Linked DNA regions of Homo sapiens: region 2 is linked to region 1. The links are chromatin contacts, found by Hi-C in ENCODE. All regions are on one chromosome and are shown on one strand. Each heading gives the region's core, a stretch centred on a gene start or an enhancer-like site at or near the end of the contact. The rest is flanking DNA. Distances are from core to core; before and after follow the strand shown. Region 1 overlaps TFEB (transcription factor EB). Region 2 has its middle 9.2 kb from the start of BICRAL.

Region 1 (6,859 bases), core at 2,819-5,318:
GGCACAAAAGTGTATACAGCATGCTCTGCGTATATGAGTTCAAAAAAACGCAACATTAATCTACTATGTTAGAACTCAGGATCCTAATTACCCTTGGGGGAGTGTCTGGGAGGGGACACAAGATGGCTTGGTGGGTAAGAGGATTAGGAAAGTTTTGTAATTTGATATGGGTGTTGGTGCCATGAGAGTGTCATATTTACAATAATTTGTACAGCTGCTCCCTTACAACTTATAATTTTCTGTATGTGTGTTGTATTCTCATTTTAAAATCACATAAGAATGAGGGCAGACCAGCCTGGCATGGTGGCTCACGCCTGTAATCCCAGCACTTTGGCAGGCCGAGGCAGCCAGATCACTTGAGGTCAGGAGTTCAAGACCAGCCTGGGCAACACGGTGAAACCCTGTCTCTACTAAAAATACAAAAATTAGCCAGGTGTGGTGGCACATGCCTGTAGGCCCAGCTGCTTGGGAGGCTGAGGCAGGAGAATTGCTTGAACCCGGGAGGCAGAGGTTGCAGTGAACTGAGATCACACCATTGCACTCCAGCCTGGGCAACAAGAGTGAAACTCCATCTCAAAAAAAAAAAAAAAAAAAGAATGAGGGCAGACGTTAAATAGTTTAAAAGAAGAGTTAGGGAAACTACCTTCACCAACACCACCCCTTCTCCAAACCCCCCCCCTTCCCCAAGTGTGTCTATGACTTTAAAATGCCTTTGGTACCAGGCACCTTCAACACAACTGCCAGAGCATACCTTGGTACAACCTCTTTGGAAAAGCAATTTGGCAATATATGTCAAAGCCTTGAAAAATATTCACCAGTCCAAGGAAGTAATCATAGATGCAGAAAAGGATGTTGTGCATAAAGATGCACTTCACATTATATGGAAAAAAGTCAAAACTAACCTCAATGTCCAGTTATAGGATAGTTAAATAAATTACGGTGTGTCCCTCCTGATGGACTGCTATACTTACAATAAATAACATGAGGATATGTCAGGTGACAAAATGTAGGATGTAGGGGGAAATTGTATATAAAATCTGATCATCACAATGTAAAAATATGTATAGAAAAACCTCTTGGGAGGAAATATACAAAATTATTACTGACTTCTTTGGATGATGTAACCATAAGTATTTTGTGTGGTTTTAAAAGCCTTTTGGAATGTTATTCTTTCTCTAGAATGAAGATGTATATCTTTCTAATTGAAAAAAAAATATTTTATGCTAACAGCTAATGCTCATAGAATGCTTACTGTGTGCTAGGTACTGTTCAAAGCACCTTATGTAATTATCATAATTATTTCATGATATGAGTGACGTGGGTACCATTATTGTCCCCATTCAAGGAATGAGGAAACACAGGCCCAGAGAGGTGGTCACTTGCTGAAGGTCACAGAGCTAATGAGTGGCAAGGCTGGACCCTGGCAGTCTGGCTGCACCGCCCCAACCCTGGGGCTGGGAGTTTGGCCTCAGTCCTGCATTCAGGGTGAGGGCGGCCACGTTTTGTTTTAGAAATTCTCACTGAAGAAGCCTCCCTGCGATCAAAGAGTTTCAGCGGCTGATCTCGTTCATCCAGCCCAGGAGCCAGAGGGTGTCCGGGATGATGGAACAGTCTGGAATCCCCAAACACAGGCAGAAAAAAAAATTCTACCCTTCCTCAAAGAGCAGAGATAATTTCCTGTATTCCCAGAAAAACATATGTCTGGCGGCTGAAACAACAAAGTGTGCAAGCCCAGAGGCTGGGAGGCCTGTTTAAGCCATTGATGACGCTCTGCACCTCTGTGGTCGGAAGAAGTTTTCTTCTGATTCAGTCTGTTACACTCTCAGTCGTGGGGGAGCTGCCCGGTCAGTCCTGGGGAAAGAAACTGACCGCTAAACAAAAGCTTCCTGAACAGGTTCGAGATTCCTGGAGGCAAAGGAAGGGCTTTGTGGCCTCCTAGGAACCTTTCAGCCTAGGGAAGGGAAGAGAGAAAAAAATACCAAACTTGGGATTTTTCTCAGCCCCCTCTGGCAGAGGAGGCAGCAGAGGAAGTCCTGATGAACTAGGAAACAGAACAAGGACATCACATAATCCTCATGGACAAAGCCATTCCACATTACGGAGGTGGTCATGAGTCACTGTAGGGCCTGGGGAGGGGGCATCAGATGGCCCAGACCCAAACAGAGTGAGGGGTGGAAAGGTATCCTACGACTCCCAGGAGCCAGCAGTCCTGCCCATATGATGCTGTGGGAAAGGCCAAGTGCTTGGGTTCAAGTCTTAGCCTTGGGCTGGACTCAATTGTCTGGGTATGGCCTCAGTCTCCCCATCAGTCAAGCAGGGCTTGCCAGCTGGGGCCACGTCTACCTCATAGCAGTTGTGCTCTAAGTGAGGAGGCTGGGTGTGTAAGTTGTCTTGCAGGTGTGAATTTGTGGGCAGAGGGGAGGTGTCACCATTCTGGTCACTGTTCAGTGTTGCTCCGTCCAGGCCCACTGGGGGCATCCCTGCATAAGTTCCTTTGGGGAAAGTGTCCCATCCATTCACCCATTCATTCACACATACACACATACACACCATCTGAAAGCCCAGACTGGGGCAGAGCAGCCTAGTGGTAACCCCAGCTTCAGTCTCTCCTTACTAGATAGGGGCAGGAAGGCCTCAGGCCAGCTTTTCCTATTACCAGGAGCCCTCTGTTTCCTCTCCAAAAGCCTTGGGTCTTTTAAGATTTTCTTTTCCAGAGCTTGTATATCATGTCATTCACTGCAGGAGATGAGAGAGGCAGGTGAGCAATAACAATGTCCACTCCTTTGGGTTCTAAGGGATAAGTAGTCGGAGTGTTTACCACAGTTCCTGGCACACTGGAGATACTTCATAATATAGCCTTTTATTATATTAGCTGGCAACTTCCGATACAGAAACATAGCAAACCCAGGACACCTGGTAAGTGTGCACTGTTTGATTGAAAGGTCCTTGATATCAGAAGCAGAAATGAGGTCAATGGGACACGCACATGCTTTTAACAGTTTTAATGCCATGTTTTGGTCTTTTTCCCTTTTAGTGAAGTGTAACTTATCCTAGCAAAATGCATAGATTTGTAGTGTACAGCTCAATGAATTTTTACAGGTGTGTGGCCTTGTATAATCACTGTTTAGATCAAGATGGAGAATGTCACCATCACCCTGGCAGGTTCCCTCCGGGACCCTGTCCTGCATCACCATGGCTGAGTGCTATGGTCTCCAACAGCACACAAAGGCTGTCATGCAGGATGTGGTCTTCAGTATATTTCATGAAATGGAACCGCTCTGCCAAGTGGGGACACTTACTGAGGACTGACCAACCCCTATTTGTGATGAATAAAGATCAAGAAACAAAAGAGGCTGGGCGCGGTGGCTCACGCCTGTAATCCCAGCACTTTGGGAGGCTGAGGCGGGCGGATCACAAGGTCAAGAGATGGAGACCATCCTGGCTAACACGGTGAAACCCCGTCTCTACTAAAAATACAAAAAATTAGCCGGGCATGGTGGCGGGCGCCTGTAGTCCCAGCTACTCAAGAGGCTGAGGCAGGAGAATGGCGTGAACCCGGGAGGCGGAGCTTGCAGTGAGCCGAGATCTCGCCACTGCACTCCAGCCTGGGCGACAGAGCGAGACTCCGTCTCAAAAAAAAAAAAAAAAAAAGATCAAGAAACAAAGAATGAATTACATGAGGAAGCAGAGGCTCCAAAAGGGAGATCTGCACAATGCGCTTCAGTGGCAGCAGAGCAAGACCCCAGGATGCGTTCTGCACCGCCTCTCCCAGACCCCCTGCAGGAATGCGCTGCGGGAGACTGCAGGGCTGGGGGCAGGGGGCAGTCAGGGGCTTGTTTTTAAATCTCTGAGCACCAGCAGGAGGTGGGGAGGAGGGAAAGGAAGGAGAGGAGAGAGGAAGGGCGGTCACACAAGCTCCTGGCCCACTTAATGGCCTCCTGTTCCCACAGCTCAGGCCCATCAGCCCCAAGTTTCAGCTCACATCCCACAGGAAAGGGTGGGAACTGGCGCCTCCTGGCTGGTCAGACTGTTGGCCCGGGACAACAGGGGGAGCAGCTTCAAAGGCCATTGCAGACCAGGGAGTCGCCCTGTCCTGTCCCACTGGGACCAGCTGGGCCCTGGCAAAGACGACTGCCACTGGGCATGGCAGGACAGGGACGAGGGACATGTAGCTAATAGGAACATGAAAGGAGAAACTAGAAAAGGATTCCACCCCTGTGATATGCACGGACCGGCCCAGCCACCCATGTGGACGCTCTGTCTCTCCGTGTCTGCTTCTCTTTCTCTCTTCTCTCTCACACACATGCACGCACACATGCACACATGTCCATGTGCACACACGTGTAGCCGCATCCCTCAGCTGCCGCTTGCAGTCTAAGGATCCCCTTAGCAGGCAGCCACCTTTCTCCTGGGTTGGGGAGTGGTGGGACTGAACCCCCACCCCTTGTGCCCCTGCACCCGCCTCCTGGGCACTCCATCTACTCCAGCCTCCTGCCTGTGTCTGCCATGCTTTGTTCTCTAGTTGTTTCCTTGCCACCTACCAGTCTCCTCAGCTACAAGGAAGTTTCAGAGAAATCACTTTTCTTCTTCAGAACCTCCACACCATCCCACCCATCAGACTTTCCAGAAAGAGATGCACGGCCCTCAAGGGCTGCTGGTCCAGTGACCCCCACACACTCAGTTATCACCCACTTGGCAAACGCTCCGAGTCCCTCCCACATTGCACTGCGCAAGGGGCCTCTGTTCAATCACATTCATCCACACAAACACTTGATGGGATAAACAGCAACACAGCAGGATAGGAAACCGAGACTCAGAAAGGTTAAGTAGGCCAGGCGCAGTGGCTCATGCCTGTAATCCCAGCACTTTGGGAGGCTGAGGCAGGTGGATCACTTGAGGTCAGGAGTTCGAGACCAGCCTGGCCAACATGGTGAAACCCTGTCTCTACTAAAAATACAAAAATTAGCCAGGCGCGGTGGCACATGCCTGTAGTCCCAGCTACTTGGGAGGCTGAGGCAGGAGAATGGCTTGAACTCAGGAGGCAGAGGTTGTAATGAGCTGAGATCGCACCACTGCACTCCAGCCTGGGCGACAGAGCAAGGCTCCGTCTCAAAAAAAAAAAAAAAAGAAAGATTAAGCAGCTTGTCAGAAGTCACACTGCAAGAGCACAGTGAAGTGGGGGTTCAAGCCCAGGTCTCTCAGGTATGTGACCACCAGCAGCTCCAGCCCAGGAGAGGTAACCTGGGGCCCATAGGAAAGGTCTCCCCATGTAGATGGCTTGTTGTCCCCTGCACTCCCAGTCCTGCGCCCCCCTCATCCCATGTCACCCTCAGCGAATCCTACAGAGGTTCCCCAGAGAGGCCTGCATGCTCCTCAGCCCTCCCAGACCCCACCCACAGATGCTTTTTGCTAAATAGCCAAGACATCCATGCCCAGGAGGCTCAGAGGGTGACAAATCTGAATCTCGCTGAGACGGTTAGCCCGCCTGAGAGCCTGGGTCGGAGGGGGCGGAAGGGGAGGCTATATGAGTTGGTCAGACAGAAATGTGATTCCAGGGATCAGAGATCTGGCACCAGACCATAGTGAGGTGAGGGTGGTAAGGGTTGGGGGAGGAGTGGGACTCAGCCATAGATGGCTCCTAGGACAGGAAAGGGGCCTGAGGGCGATAGAGGGGTTTAGAGACTGAAACTCCACTTGCCCCAAGTACCCTCTGGCCCACCCCAGCGAACCTGCTCATGTCCCCTGCAGGAAAGATCAGCTAAAGTTTTCATGGATGCTACGTCAGCCTATGTGGTCAATGAGGTCCCTCCCCAGGGAAGGTGAGGCCTAAGACTCTATCTGATTGGTCAGTTCATGCCATTGTGGACTTGGGGCCCACAAGCTCTGACTCTCTGAGATGAGTCTGTTTTGCAAGGACTCTCTCAGCCTCCACAGGCCCAGCACAAAAGCCTACCTAAGGCCAGAGTGGGACTGGAAGACCTGCATCGGTATGCACCACCCAGCTGCGTGACCTTGGGCAAGTCCTGTCCCCCTCTCCGGGACTCAAGACCCTCACAAATAACATGCAGAGGCTGTGTGGGACCTCTCATAGGCTCCCTGCCGCCTGCCTGGTGTGCTGATGGTTCTGGCAGCATGGATGTGTGGAGGGCTGGTCCGGTGGAATCGGCCTGCAGGCTGGGAGGGGAAGGGCCAGGCACCGGTTTCACTGTCCCATGTGCTGGCTGCCCCAGCATTGGGGAGCTCCCTCTCCAGAGCCATGGCAGCCTTAGGATCCAGCCTTTGCTTTTCCATCTCCTCAGGAGAAAAGAATCCACACTCCAGCATCTTCTGCTAGCTGCCAGCTGCTTAGGGCAGGGAAGGCTCGTTGACTCCAAGTGTGAGAAGAGGCAGGCACAACGACCACAGCTGGGCACACAGCGGGCATGCAGAGCAGCTTCTGGCTCCTGGTCCCAAACCCAGCCGCAGGCCCAGGACCCCCTGCATCTGTCCTGAGTTCTAATAATGGCTCTCAGGGTCCCAGTGCCTAAGCCACCCCCGCCTCAGCCCTCCCTGCCCCAGGCCCAAAGTCCTCAGAGCACTCCAACCCCGCCAGTGCCTGGCTCCTGCCCCTGCTCCTGGGGCTGCTCCTCCTCCGTCATCTGCTGCCTCAGCCTCCCCAGCCTCCCTGTGGCTGGTCTGCTGTAAAGAACGATTCCCTGGCTTTGTTTTTAAGAGTCAAACCTGCTTCTGAGTACTTTGGAAACAACCACTGTACAACTGAAGTAGCCAGGTCTTCCTAAACAAAAGAAGACAGTGGAGAGGGGAATGGAGGAAGAAAGGACAAAAACATCTATGAGCATGGACGATTGCATTGAATTCA
Region 2 (6,859 bases), core at 1,265-3,764, 1.1 Mb after region 1:
AGTAGGAGGGAGGATGCACAAAGGTGAGAATACCAGGAGGTGAGGCTTGCTAGGGGCCATCTTGGAAGTTAGTTACCATATCTGGTCAAGAAACATTCCTTTAGTGCCTACTGTGTGCCAAGTGCCGGGACTGGGAGCTACATGACACAGAGTCTGTCCTAGAGCATCAAGCTCACTGTCTGGGCTGGAGAAGCCTCACACAAACACAATACCATGTGTGCTCGGAGCCCTCACCTCTGCCCACCGACCTTCCATACTGCTACCACATTTATCCTCATGGAATTCAAATCTGTTCATAGCATTCTCTTATTGTGTCCTGTTTGTCTAGAATTTTTTTTGTTCAAAAACTTAAAGATCACCACCACAGTAAGAAATACACTTATATTACAAACAAGTACATACATACACAGACACATTTATAACTGAAACAGATTTCCCAAGTTTACACCCTTACTGCTTGTATGTATTCTGGTATCTTCTGATCTAGGTTCTTTCATTTTTTATAAAAGCTGGTCACAGTCTCATGACTTGCACAGCCTACTGCATTGTGACCTGCAGTGTGGAAAGCAGCGGCCTACGGATCATCCACACCCTTCCATGATCTGCAAAGCCCCTCATCATCTGCCTGTCCCCCTCATTTATATTTAAGGACTTTGCCAAATACACTCTCTTAGGTTCCTCTACCAGGAGCTCTCTTCTGCCTTTCCCCATGTGATTTGGAGAACTCTTAGTCATTCTTTAAAACCCAGCTTTAAAGTATCTCCTGTTCTTCCCTCTCTTAGTTTTTTGTTTTCTTTTGTTTTTTAAGACAGGGTCTTGCTCTGTCACCCAGGCTGGAGTGCAGAGGCGTGATCTCGGCTCACTGCAACCTTCGCCTCTCGGGTTCAAGCGATCCTCATGCCTCAGCTTCCCGAGTAGCTGGGATTACAGGCACGTGCCACCATGCCCGGCTAATTTTATTATTATTATTATTTTTTTTTTTTTTTTTTTGAGACGGAGCCTTGCTCATATTGCCCAGACTGGAGTGCAGTGGCGCAATCTCAGCTCACTGCAACCTCCACCTCCCAGGTTCAAGCGATTCTTCTCCCTCAGCCTCCAGAGTAGCTGGGATTACAGGCACCTGCCACCATACCCAGCTAATTTTTTGTATTTTTAGTACAGACGGGGTTTCACCATGTTGGCCAGGCTGGTCTCGAACTCCTGACCTCAGGTGATCCACCCGCCTCGGCCTCCCAAAGTGCTGGGTTTACAGGCATGAGCCACCCCACCCGGTCAGTGTTTTTGTTTTTTTCGGTCTGGAGTGCAGTGGCGCAATTTCCACTCACTGTAGCCTCCACCTCCCGAGTTCAAGTGATTCTCCTGCCTCAGCCTACCGTGTAGCTGGGATTCCAGGTGCCCGCCACCACGCCCCGCTAATTTTTGTATTTTTAGTAGAGACGGGGTTTCACCACGTTGGCCACGAACTCCTGACCTCAAGTGATCCGCCTGCCTCGGCCTTACAAAGTGCTGGGATTACAGGCGTGAGCCACCGCACCCGGCCCTCCCCTCTCTGAACAGGATTGCCTACTCTGTCCTCCGACTCCCAGAGCTTTTCACTGACACCTGGGGACTGCTGGGTCCCTCCTTCTCTCCTAGCCTGCCCAGGGCCACCCCAAGCCTGCAGTAGATTTTCATTTATCTCTGTAAGAACGTTTACAAGGACATGGAGCAAATTAGCATCACACAAATGACGATGCTGCAAATGAGCGGTGTACAGGGTTGGCGGGTGTTGCAGGCAGGTTTCCTGTCGTTGGCGCCACGTGCTGCAGAAAGAGGACCCCTCCCCCTGCGGGCCGCCGCTGCGCCCGTGCATCCGTCACAGGTACAATTCGCACCGGAACTTGCGGCCCGGCTTCATTACGTGATGCTTTTTAGCTGCTCTGGTTTCTTTTTGTTTTTTCTACTTTTCTCATTTGTTTGTGTTGTTAGGGACCGCCTAGTGAGAAATTGAGCTTCAGGCTGCGCAGATAGAAAGGCCTCTATATCTGCATCCCCACCCCTGTGGGGGTGGCGGGGGGTGGTGGGGGGGTCCTGTCTGAAGTGGTAGGGAAGGAGGGTTTTGAGGTTTTTGACTATTTGCTTGCAAGTATCTAAGTAAGAGATTTGTTTGCCCACATTTGCACTCTCTTGGCTAGCAACCCGACAAAATATTTTCTGATGGTTTTTCGTGTATGTGGTTTTTGTTTTTGAGGGAGAGAATAATTAACACCTTGGTTAAATTGTACTGAGATACAATGGCTGTTTTTAAAAATTGCTGTTAACTGAAGGGTTGAAGCTAGTATAATTCCCAGGCTCAGCCTCTTGGGAGGCTGAGTCTCCAATAGCATAGTCTTCAATAGACTATGCTGTGAATTGTAATCAGAAAAGAAAAAAAAATTAGACACGAGCAAAAGCAATTAAAGTATTTATTCTCCAATATTCGCATTTCTGCATTTGTCAGCAGCTGTGGAACTGTCACAAGATATGCTGATTTGGTTGTGGTATGTGCCTGTCTGGGGAGGGGAGGAGGAGGATGAAGGCAGACTGTAAACAAATCATTATTGTAAAGTGATCAGTGGGTAATAGAGGCGTGTATAGAGTGCATAGAGAAGGGACTCACTCATTTTAAGCAATGTTTTTCAAATGGGGTCACCTCCATTAGTGAATCATGAAGTCCTTTACCAAGTGCCTAACAGCATTTGAAAAAATAAAGACAATATAGAATGAAATACATCAAGATGCATCCTCCATAGTAGGTTTAGATATTTTTTTTTCAAAAACCTTTGTTTCAATTATATATCTACTGAATTACAATGTGAAATGTGTTTCTTGGGATTGAGTCTCAAGCAAAGATGTTTGAAAGCCACTGAGTTAGGCGACGGGAGAAGGCTTCCCAGAGGAGGTGGCATTGGAGCTGGGCCTTGAAGAATGGTGGACTTGTGCCACAGGAAAAGGGAATTCCAGGCAGATGGGAAAGGATATGTCCAAATCTGGATCTGTTTGTTCAGGGGCAGGGTATTCTCTGTAAAGGGACCACAGGGTACTAGGAGAGGACTGGCTCGAGATGTGCCTGGGGAGGCAGGTGGAGCCAATTACCGAGCCACTTGAAAGTACATATACCACTTCTCAGCTTGCCCTAGAAATTCCCATTCTCTGGTTATGGATTTGGGTTTGGGAATCTGTACTTGCAATAAACATCCCTGGGCAGTGAGGCAGTGAGGTGCTGATGAAGGTGTGACACAACCAGCTCTAGAATCTAGAAAGATGATCTTTGTAGCAATTTGGATAGGAGATCAATGGGAGGCCAAGCAATAGGCGGACCTGAATTCAGGTGATGGTAATTGGCAAAGAATTACCATTGAGGGAGGATGGTATTCGAGGGAGATTTTGGAAGTGAGTTTTGTAGGGACCAAGGGAAAGCTTCACCTCCGCCCTGTGAAAGTTTGCTGAAAATGAACTGGCAGTAGACAGATTAAGAGGAGAAAAGACATAACAATTTATTTAATATTTAACATGTATAGCATGGGGGAATAGCAGGAGAATGATTACCCAATAACCCAATGAGGTCCAGGTGCCTAAGTACCCTTCTTCACAGAAGAAGGGGAGATGGGGAGTGGAGCAATTTTTTTTTTTTTTTGAGACGGAGTCTTGCTCTGTCGCCCGGGCTGGAGTGCAATGGCACGATCTCGGCTCACTGCAACTTCTGCCTCCTGGGTTCAAGGGATTCTTCCGCCTCAGCCTCCTGAGTAGCTGGGATTACAGGCACCCGCCATCATGCCCAGCTAATTTTTGTATTTTTGTAGAGACAAGGTTTCGCCATTTTGGCCAGGGTGGTCTTGAACTCCTGACCTCAGGTGATCCACCCACCTCAGCCTCCCAAAGTGCTGGGATTACAGTCGTGAGCCACTGCACCTGGCTGCAATTAAAAAAAAAAATTAAAAAAATACAAAGCATCGCCATGTTGCCCAGGCTGGTCTCGAACTTCTGGGCTCAAGCAGTTCTCTAGCCTAGGCCTCCTAAAGTACTGGGATTATAGGCAAGAGCCACCTTGGCCAGCCTTTTTTTGTGTGTGTGAGACGGAGTCTCGCTCTGTCACCCAGGCTAGGGTGCAATGGCACAATCTCAGCTCACTGCAACCTCTGCCTCCTGGGTTCAAGCGATTCTCATGCCTCAGCATCCCGAGTAGCTGGGATTACAGGCGCCCACCGCCACGCCCAGCTAATTTTTGTATTTTTAGTAGAGACAGGGTTTCTTCATGTTGGCCAGGCTGGTCTCAAACTCCTGACCTCAGGTGACCCATCCGCCTCGGCTTCCCAAAAGTGCTGGGATTACAGGCGTGAGCCACCACGCCCAGCTGGCCAGCCTGTTTTTGGGGATGATGGCCCATTGCAGCTTTGACCTCCTGGGCTTAAGCGATCAGAGCAATTTTGAAGGGTAGCAAATGATTTTTAAGAAGAATAAATGGTTCAGGGGACAGAAATTATTTTGTAAATGATTGTTTTGGAATTTGAGTGAGAGGCAGACATTATCTTGTGAAAAAACCCGTCCAGATGTGATTGCATTTCTCAGTCTTTTCTGTGACAAATAATGAGATTTCAGAGAGGAGAACTAAGGCAATTCTGTTTCTCTTTTGGGGTCCAGTAGTTAAGGAAACTTCAGAGAACATCCTGTGCTTTTGAGAGAGACGGAGGACTGAAAAGATAGGGGTTTGGAGGAGGAGAGGTCAGAGAGACCTTGAGGCCCATTCTTTAGTTCAGCATATCAGGGTGCCATCTTTCAAGCTATCATTTTTCTGAGCTCCAACAGCTCCATGGTTTGAGGGAGAATGAGGAGGAATCATAGACAAATGAAAAGTATCCAGGGGTTGGTCTAGGGGAAAGGTGGGTGTTACAAACATGCATAGAGACTAGAGAGGAAGAGCAAATTCAGAAGGGAAGATGATTACTTGAGTTTTGGTGCTTGCATGTGGTGGGGCAGGAGTAACTCATCGCATTTTCACCAGGCCGCGTGCGAAATATCCTTTCAGAGCATCAGTGTGCCCTTTGCTCTGACTGCCAATCTCTGAACATCCTCCTGATTGTCTTAGACCTGACTCAGGATTGATAAATACACCTAACTAGTAGTTGATTGTATGATTTATAGTGAGAGAGATATATAAACATTTGGAGTATAAGAGTACCTTTGCACAGGGTGTCACTTTTACAGTATTAGGGTCCCTGGGAAATGGAACTAGTAATTGGAAGATTTAGGAAAGAAAGAATTATATGGTCTAAGGGTATTTAATCAGGCTCTAAAAAGTGCTCAAGTAAGAATGTGGCTCTTTAGTGATCAGAATACTTGTGAGGGTCACACAGTGTCTCCACTCCCGTAGTTTTTTTTTTTCTTTATTGTCAAGGATATTTCTTTGTGCCTGCTTAGTACATACTTATTTCCTTGTCTTCCACTCATATTTATGAGTCATCTTTTTCAGAGTGGTTCCTTTTTTTTTTTGAGACAGAGTTTCGCTCTTGTTGCCCAGGCTGGAGTGCAGTGGCGCCATCTCAACTAACTGCAACCTCCGCCTCCCAGGTTCAAGCGATTCTCCTGTCTCAGCCTCTCAAGTAGTTGGGATTACAGGTGCATGCCACCACACCCAGCTAAATTTTGTATTTTTGGTAGAGACAGGGTTTCACCATGTTGGCCAGGCTGGTCTTGAACAATCCTGACCTCAGGTGATCCGCCCGCTTCAGCTTCCCAAAGTGCTGGGATCACAGGCGTGAGCCACTGCGCCCGGCCAGAGTAGTTCCTTCTTCAGATGTTTTACCTCTTAGTAGTTTCATTTTCAGAAAGCACACTGACATTTATTGGGCAAGTCCCTTTACATGGGTGTTCTATCTTAGAGACTGACTTTCTCACTAAGCTCCAAGTGTGCTTTGTGGTAGCACCTTAAAGCCTGATTATGTGACCTCCATTCCACTTCCTCTCCACTCCCCCATCCTCCTGAGCAGGTGGAATAGAAGGAATGCTCTATTTAGGAGAGTTAAAGAGTTCTGATAGAATACCAGGGGGACCTGGGAGCCAGTGAATGGCACATCCTGGGCATGCCTTCCAACAGCATGTGGTGCCCCCCTAACCTGATGGCTGTCCTCCCCTCAACATATTCTATGGGGAAACAGTCTACATGGGTAAGACAGGAAGGCCAGTGGGAGTGCTGAATGCTTTTTTTTTATTATTAACAGCTCTGCTGTATTGTATTAATTCCTTATCCTTGTACTGAAAGCTTGTAGGAGTTCAGATTTTTTTTAAGTCTGTCAAGGAAAATAACCAGCTTGAAACATGTCATTTAATATAGAGACAAATAGCTTTAGTCCTCTACAAGGATGATGTGAAGTGTTTAAATTCATATATTGAATAAAATAATGTAGGCAAGGTATTGAAAACATTTGTAATCACTCCAATAAATTGCTTATCATTGCTTTGAAAATAATTCCACGGTACTTTTAATAACAACAACAACCACAACAATAATGGCAACTGTTATTCAATACTATATATGGGACACTGAAGCAAAGGTTTTTTATTTTATTTATTTATTTATTTTGAGTCAGAGTCTTTCTCTGTCACCCAGGCTGGAGTGCAATGGTGCAATCTCAGCTCACTGCAACCTCTGCTTCCTGGATTCAAGCAATTCTCCTGCCTCAGCCTCCCGAGTAGCTGGGATTACAGGCACCCGCCACCACACCTGGCTAATTCTTGTATTTTTAGTAGAGATGGGGTTTCACCATATTGACCAGGCTGGTCTCTTGGCCAGGCTGGTCTTGAACTCCTGACATTGTGATCCTTCTATCTTGGCCTCCCAAAG

Evidence for each region. Hi-C counts contacts between places; a loop is a spot of excess contacts on that map. Pooled maps may share reads with other maps.
Region 2: a map with no recorded cell type shows a loop between it and region 1 (4-fold over the local background). The contact joins two enhancer-like sites. A Hi-C loop is called at or near these places in 2 of 37 single-sample maps with no recorded cell type and 2 of 50 pooled maps.

What each region holds. Positions count from the first base shown.
Region 1 is chr6:41,696,834-41,703,692 of GRCh38, forward strand. All of the region lies in intron 1 of TFEB (transcription factor EB), which reads right to left. Among named protein-coding and RNA genes, the nearest start is that of MIR10398, 33 kb to the right of the region's middle. Within about 2 kb of position 4,069, at least 5 of the 41 ENCODE cell types and tissues checked have a DNase peak (open chromatin) inside an H3K27ac peak, as active enhancers do.
Region 2 is chr6:42,769,442-42,776,300 of GRCh38, forward strand. It overlaps a transcript of BICRAL not described here. Among named protein-coding and RNA genes, the nearest start is that of BICRAL, 9.2 kb to the right of the region's middle. RefSeq lists a silencer at 1,338-1,387 and an enhancer at 1,858-2,057. Within about 2 kb of position 2,515, at least 18 of the 41 ENCODE cell types and tissues checked have a DNase peak (open chromatin) inside an H3K27ac peak, as active enhancers do.